2 separate regions of the Homo sapiens genome follow, and region 1 is linked to region 2. A link is a contact called in ENCODE Hi-C data. All regions are on one chromosome and are shown on one strand. The core of a region is the stretch at or near the end of the contact, and the rest is flanking DNA. Distances in the headings are between cores, read along the strand shown. Region 1 holds the start of PSAT1 (phosphoserine aminotransferase 1). Region 2 overlaps GNA14 (G protein subunit alpha 14).

Region 1 (3,541 bases), core at 490-2,989, 820 kb after region 2:
GCTGCAGGGGATGTCTTAGCAGATGAGACAATAGCCACCGCCACCCCACCCCAAATTCCTGTGCCCCTAGTGGGATACAGAAGTAGTAGGTTGCTCATCAACCCAAGCAGCCACATCAGCTTGGGCAGTGGAAACAACTCAGCCATATCTTTTGGGAACAGAGGACCAAATGGATGTGCTGTCCCTTCTCCCAACCCACTACATGGGACTGTGTATAGCCCTGGTGTTAGGAACTAACTCCAGGAAGGATGAAGGCTGACTCCCTTAGTCTCCAGTAGATAAGCTGCTAGGGGCAGCTACTAATATATAATAACTGAGTTATTTACGTAAAATAATGGATATGTGATGCTTCTTGCATGCCTGAGTTTCTGGGCTGAGATTTATTCTGTCTTGAATGTCGCGGTTTTCTTAATGAAGTTGCTGAGGAACGCAGGGGCCTTGTTCATTTTGCCTTTTTCTGGAAACTTTGTCCTCCAATTCCCAGATCCAGAGCAGTGCCTCTGCTCTCAGCCCCATACCGCCCACATTCTCATTAGGAAAAGCAAACAAAAGCCAAAGTCCTGTCCAGTTACAAGCCTTCTCTAAACGGGGCAGTTGGACTGTATATATTCCTGGCGCATCAATTTTACTCAGACAGGGAAAATATTTTTACATTAAAAGAAACTAGGTTAAATTATGGTAGAGAATGCAAAATTCACAGTTTAAAAATGATGAAATTCCAGACTTCAAAGGAACTTCTTTCTTGCAGGGTAGGGGGAGGGTATTCTGTTTCAGAACCCCATGCGGGTCTCCACTGGAGTTCTTTTGAGAAGGACACTTCTGTGGAAAAGTTTGAGCAGCTCTGGCCCTGCGCCTGGCCTGGCTAGGGGCCACCTTCTTCTGGTTTGGGCTGCAGCGCCCTATGGGTATCGCGTTCTTGTTAATATCTCCTCACGTTTCTAAACTCACAGCTTGTCAGCGCGGGCGCAACCTGAGAGCTGTCGCAGGTTTCCAGCTCACTCGTTTCCCAAAGGAGGAAATGGAGAATCAGCGACTTTAAAGGACTTGCCTGGCGGGCATCCACGCTTCCCAGGCTATCGCTCCTCCCTGCGTCCTTGGCCACCTCCGTTCTTTAATCCTGCAGGAACTCAGGACCCACGTGCAAATACAAAGAACCGTATCCACCCACCCCCGGCCCTTCTTCATCCTGCGCTTCCAACCTTGGGGGGGTCCTCTCTCTCCACTGGGGTATCTGACGCCCGTGGGGGGTGCTTAGAAAAGTTTGGTAGATTAGTGACTGGTGGTTCTGGAACAAATACATCACAGCCCAAACTGGGGGCTGGTGGTGGAGAGGTGGGTGGATGGGGGCTACAAATCTGCTCGGCAACTGCCCTTTCAGCCAAGAGAGAGGAGCTGAGGTCCTCTGGGGTTGGAGGACTGGAACCGGCCAGATTGCGGGCTCAAGGGGCGAAGGCAGGTTGGCAGGGGCAGCCTCTTCCCGCCGCCCACAATCCTCGGGCGGGCGCGCAGCCGAGCCGGCTCGGCTGGCTGGCGCAATCTCGCGCGCTCCTTGCATTGATCAAAAATGGGGGTTGAAACAGTAAACGCGAGGAGGAGCAACTGCTTCGACTCGGCTCAGAAGCGCGACCAATGGGGATGTGAGCTCCTTCGCGCGAACCAATTAGCGCAGGGCCTGCGACAGCACGGGCCAATGGGGCGCCGACTCGGCGCAGGAACAAGGCGGGGGTTCGGGGCCGGCTGCAGACTCTCACCGCAGCGGCCAGGAACGCCAGCCGTTCACGCGTTCGGTCCTCCTTGGCTGACTCACCGCCCTGGCCGCCGCACCATGGACGCCCCCAGGCAGGTGGTCAACTTTGGGCCTGGTCCCGCCAAGCTGCCGCACTCAGTAAGTCCCCGCGAGCGGGCGCCGGGAGTGAGGTTCAGGCGGGAGCACGCACGCGGGTGGGTTTGCATCCCTGCGTGTGGCAGTCGGATTCCCGCTCCCTGCCTTGAGTCCCCTAGGCGCTTTGCATCAGCGTGCACAGCGGGATCAGCAGCTCCGGCAAGCGGGCTTCGGGAAGAATGCAGTTGGTGAGGAAGCTCGGCGAGGCGTGCCCGTGCAGCTGCCCCTGGCCCTGACTGCTGGTGCGAGGCAGTGCACGACTCAGCTGGCCGGGGCCTGCTGTCCCGCCGGTGCCACGCACCTGCAGACGCCCGGGCTGTGCCATCTCCTGGGCCGGTCCGGGGGCTGGGGCGGGGCGAAAAAGAAAAAGCTCTGATCTCTGCCTTCGCCTCGCGCAGCTGTGCGGCGAGCCCGGGCAGTGTGGAGCGGATGCATGAATGGACATAGTGTGAATGAGTGATGAACGGGAATGAACCGATGACAGGTTTTGCATATGCAGTGGATCACGTTAGCTGAAAGGGATTGCAAACTTAAAGGTCCGCGTGTGCGTGCCCCCCTACGCCTTACACCAGTGTTTGCTTTAGCCAGCACTTAGGAACACTGCTTTTCAGAAATGTAAATTTGAAAACCTTCAGTCCAGCTTTCCCCTCCTTGTCCCCCATAGAACCTACCCTTTCCTAAAGCCTTTCTCCCCACCCCCCTCCTTTTTTTAACCTGCTTGTCCCCTAAAGGCGTTCGAGTATTCTAACTCTGGTAGACTTTGGGCTGCTTAACCCAATTCCCTGTTCATTTCGTTCTGGAGTAAACCGAGTGATTGAATTCTCTCCCGGGCCACAATCAGATCTTGCTGGTGGAACTCACTCTCTGCCTTCCCAGGCCCCAGCCCGGCTCCTCCCCTCCCCCGCCAAACCCACCGTCCCCAGCCCCACCCGCAGTGAAGAAGGCAAAGTCTCCGATGTGCCTTGAGCCCATTGTCAGGCGGCTGCCGCCGCCGTTAGATTTTTATTTTTCTAACCAGGATAGAGCTGATAATATGTTGGAGCAGCATGAGGCATAGCCAAGTATTTTACAATTATCAATTGTTGAGCAGAGTAGAAATCTCCCTGGGACAGAGCCTCCTCTGTGTTGTGGTAAGAACAGAGAATCCAATTTTAAAGGGGAAAGGACTTCTTACTTTTCTAGGGGCAGCGCTCACAGTAGCTGAGAGGACAGGGCTTATTTTTTCTCAGTGGTTACAGTTCATTTTAGGCGAGATTCCCTGCTCCAGCTGTGGAGATGTTTCCTGTAGCCTCCTCCTGCACCCCCCATGTTTTGGAGTGTTCCCAACGTTTGTTCCCTATGTATTTCGTTATTAATTTATTACTATAATTGTAATGGCAATTGTCATCAGTAATACAATTATTTGTTATTAATTTTTCTGGGAGGATTTTTGCCCTTGGACTGCATGTAACCTGGGGGGCAGGAGGGTGAGGGGGCAGGCAGATGTTGCTTTTTATGTATTTCCTTGATTTAGTTGAATTGTAAATATTAGAGAAGCTTTCAAACTTCTTTTGACTGTAACCTACAGTGAAAAACATGTTTACAAAATGACAAAGTATACACATTCAATTGTAACAAAAATAAATGCCTTATGAAATGATGTGTAGCCTAATTACCTGT
Region 2 (3,521 bases), core at 802-3,301:
AGAAAAGAATAAGAATGCAATTTTAAAATGAAAAAAATTTGATTAGGCATTTCTACAAAGAAGATACACAAATGGCTGACAAGCACTTGTTATCCATGACAAGCCTCATTATCCATCCAGGAAACACAAATCAAAACCACAAAGCGATACCAGCAACACACAATGGGATTACTGTCACCAAAAAGATAGACAATAACAAGCACTGGTGAGGATGTGGAGAAACTGTAACCCTCATACATGGGTGAGACTATAAAATCATGTGGCCACTTTGAAAAATAGTTTGACATTTCCTCACCTAGTTAAGCATAATTACTAAATGGCCCAGCAGTTCCACTCCTAGGCATATACCCAAGAGAACTGAAGACAAATGTCTACACAAAAACCTGTTCATGAATTTTCACTGCAGCATTATTCATAATAGCCAAAAAGTGGAAACAACACAATACCCATACTGATGTATGGATAAACAAAACATGACTGTTGGATCACATTGAAATATGATTTGGCAATTAAAAGTAAATGAATTACTGATACAGGTTACAAAGTAGATAAGCCTTAAGAACATTATGCTAAGTGAAAAAATCCAGTCACGAATGGCCACATATTACATGATTCCATTTATATGAAATGTCCAGAATGGTCAAATTCATAGAGACATAAACCGGATTAGTTGTCACCTAGGACTGGGAGGTCATGGAAATAGGAGCATGATGGCTTAATGGGTCCAGTGTTTCTTTTATGGGGGACATAAAATTTTGTGATCCACACCCAAGTTGGCTGGCAGCTGTTTGTGTTGAAACAAGCCCAGAGGCAATGAAGAGACAACTCATCTATATTGCTTCCGTCACTCAGTGATGGAAATTCACATAATAATGGAATGCCACAATGAGAACAGGTCTGACATGGAAGACAAACTATTGATATAAACCCTCTTCTCCAGTGTGGCTATACAAGGGAATTTGTTCAACTGGTAATCACCTACGCCCACAGTCAGGCTGTGGGTATATAATGACAAGCAGAAATAGTTGCTATGGTTAAGAAAACATGGTCACTAGGATCAGAACTTGAAAAGGCTTAGTTGGATGACAGGGCTTGTGACATTAAAGCAAAATGACAACACCTGTCCTTGAGTAGTTATTGTACATTACCTAAAATGTATCCTGGGGATGAATGTGGGGCTTAGGCCCTAGGAGAATGGCTCTGGTCCTTCGGTAAAACAGTAGAGAGAGCTGGGGGAATCTGGCTGTGAAGGCAGTAAGTGGTCTGGCTCCAGAGGAGGGTCTGAGAACTGAGCATGGACCCTTCCTTCCCTCCTTGCTCCCCTCTCCTCTAAATCTCACCACTCCTCTTCGTTCTTTCTAGAGCATCCTCCCAGGGAAAGATCAGGTTGAGATAAGCAATCATCTAGGGCACAAAATTTAAGGGGACCGGACATGCATTCTTGGGTCTCTGCACAAACCCCGTGCACCTAGGAGAGCATATGCTGCCCTTGTTCAACAGACATATCTGGAAAGGAGACCTACGTGGGCTCTAGAAGCTGCTCGATGCTGTGGGTTGGGGTGTTGGGGTTCTGGGGTACCCAAAGATAGAGGGATGCAGGCATGGTGGGCATATCCCCTTAGCCCCCTAAAATTGTCACCTCAGTAGGTAGGACACAGCAGGAGCAGGCCTAAGTGTGCCCTTGAGCTTAGACTTCTGATGACTAAATTGGCTTGGCAGAAATACATGTGACTAAGAAATGCAAAAAGAGATGCTCTGCATTATAAGTAATTTGGGAAATTGGAATTCAAACAACAACAATAACTTAGCTTAGATGGGTTTAAACAGGGGAGGGATGTGGTCAGAATGCTTTAGAAATGAAAGAATCTAGTCCTTAAAGTAGCACCCAACTTCCTGGGGAAATGATTCAGATTTTAGATTTTCTAAAATACTGAAATGACAAAATCACACCAACAAGATTGCCTCTCTTGGTACGTTAAAATAGCACAGAATATCAGAGTACTGAAAACCCAGCATCGCCATCTCTAGGTAATGAGGGGGAGGCGCCCTGAGAGCAGGAAATGACATCTTCATCTCTGGGGAGGCCACAGAGCACAGCAGAGCAGCTGGCTCATTGTTGTCTTCTGAATGAACAAAATCAGAATACCAGTTCACACACAGAATCGTAAAGCTCCCACACAGGAGTGTAGAGGGTCCACATATAGAAACATTTGCTGTATAATTGAAGATTATCTGTGTCAGGGAGGCAGTGTGAAAAGAATAAGGGCCATACTGCCTCTTACAACTGGTGACTTCAACACATATGCTCTCTCCTGAAGGCTTAATAAAATGATAGGATAGTAGTTTGTTTGTTTAAAGGCAAGTCCTATAAACTGAAAAGGATAAAATGAATTGGAACTATTGTGGAGGAGTAACAAGAAAATTTGAGAAAATGGAAAAGAGATGCAGATGAGTGAGTACATAGCACTTAACAGGAGAGAAAGCTGAAACCTTGTATCTCTTGGGGAGAAACCCAAAAGAAGTCAGTGGGTTCATACCTGGGAACATTTCAAGGCTCCTTCTGGGTTAAAGGCCCACCATTTAGAAAGGTGGTGGTGTTCCTCAAGGCAGTGGGGTTGGCTCAGGGAAAGACTGCATGAGTAACAGCTGAGTTTCCACCCTTCACAATCATTCCACCTTGTCAGGATTCTGTAATTTGCTCCCTCAGCCAGAAGACATACAGGCACCAAGTATAGTTTAAGGAGGAAGGTGCATTTTGAAACCAGGTATGGGCCAGGCACGGTAGCTCTCACGTGTAATCCCAGCACTTTCGGAGGCTGAGGCAGGTGGATTGCTTGAGGCCAGGAGCTCGAGACGAGCCGAGGCAACATGGCGAAACCCTGTCTCTACTAAAAATACAAAAATTAGCCGGGTGTGCTGGCGTGCACCAGTACTCAGGAGGCTGTGGTGGGAGGATTGCTTGAGCCCAGAAGGCAGAGGTTGCAGTGAACTGAGATCCTGCAACTGCATTCCAGCCTGGGTGACACAGCAAGATCATGTCTCAGAAAAAGAAAAGGAAAAAAAGAAAGAAAACAGATATGTTAAGTAAAAGTCCATGTACTGAATCCTGAGCCCTCCAGCCCCATTCCCCTGCTGAGAATATGGCAGCCAGAGTTGAAATCAGAACATTCCTCAAAAACAGACCTGCTCAGGAGAAAAAGCCTAACTAATAATTACAGGCATTTGAAGTCTCATAATAGGCCACCATCTAATCACCCACCCATAGCACAGAACTTCCTATCCTCTTTTATAGTGCCTTGCTTCTAAGAAAGAAGGAACAGTCAAAGTTAGCAGGCAGTTAAAGACATTCTCCAAAATAAAACAGAAAGGAAGATACGAAGAAAATGAAGCTATTTGAGGGAAGCAGTGACACTGTAGAAAACAGAAGAAGAATGTTATAAAACTTATAATTATTATCTCCAAGAATCAGAGAAAAATCTTGGAAACAAGAACAGAGTCCCATAAAAAAGGAAGAATTGGAG

The links. A loop is a pair of places that touch in the nucleus more often than their neighbours do. Pooled maps may share reads with other maps.
Region 1: a map of naive thymus-derived CD4-positive, alpha-beta T cell shows a loop between it and region 2 (19-fold over the local background). The contact joins the promoter of PSAT1 here to the enhancer-like site in region 2. A Hi-C loop is called at or near these places in 1 of 168 maps with a recorded cell type or tissue (naive thymus-derived CD4-positive, alpha-beta T cell) and 9 of 50 pooled maps.

What each region holds. Positions count from the first base shown.
Region 1 is chr9:78,295,386-78,298,926 of GRCh38, forward strand. PSAT1 (phosphoserine aminotransferase 1) reads left to right here and starts at 1,740. Exons shown (of 9, transcript NM_058179.4): 1 at 1,740-1,885. The coding sequence starts at 1,826. RefSeq lists enhancers at 826-1,095, 986-1,569, 1,570-2,153 and a silencer at 2,106-2,345.
Region 2 is chr9:77,474,305-77,477,825 of GRCh38, forward strand. The region is part of intron 2 of GNA14 (G protein subunit alpha 14); the gene reads right to left. The region is part of intron 2 of GNA14-AS1 (GNA14 antisense RNA 1); the gene reads left to right. Among named protein-coding and RNA genes, the nearest start is that of GNA14-AS1, 28 kb to the left of the region's middle. Within about 2 kb of position 2,052, at least 4 of the 41 ENCODE cell types and tissues checked have a DNase peak (open chromatin) inside an H3K27ac peak, as active enhancers do.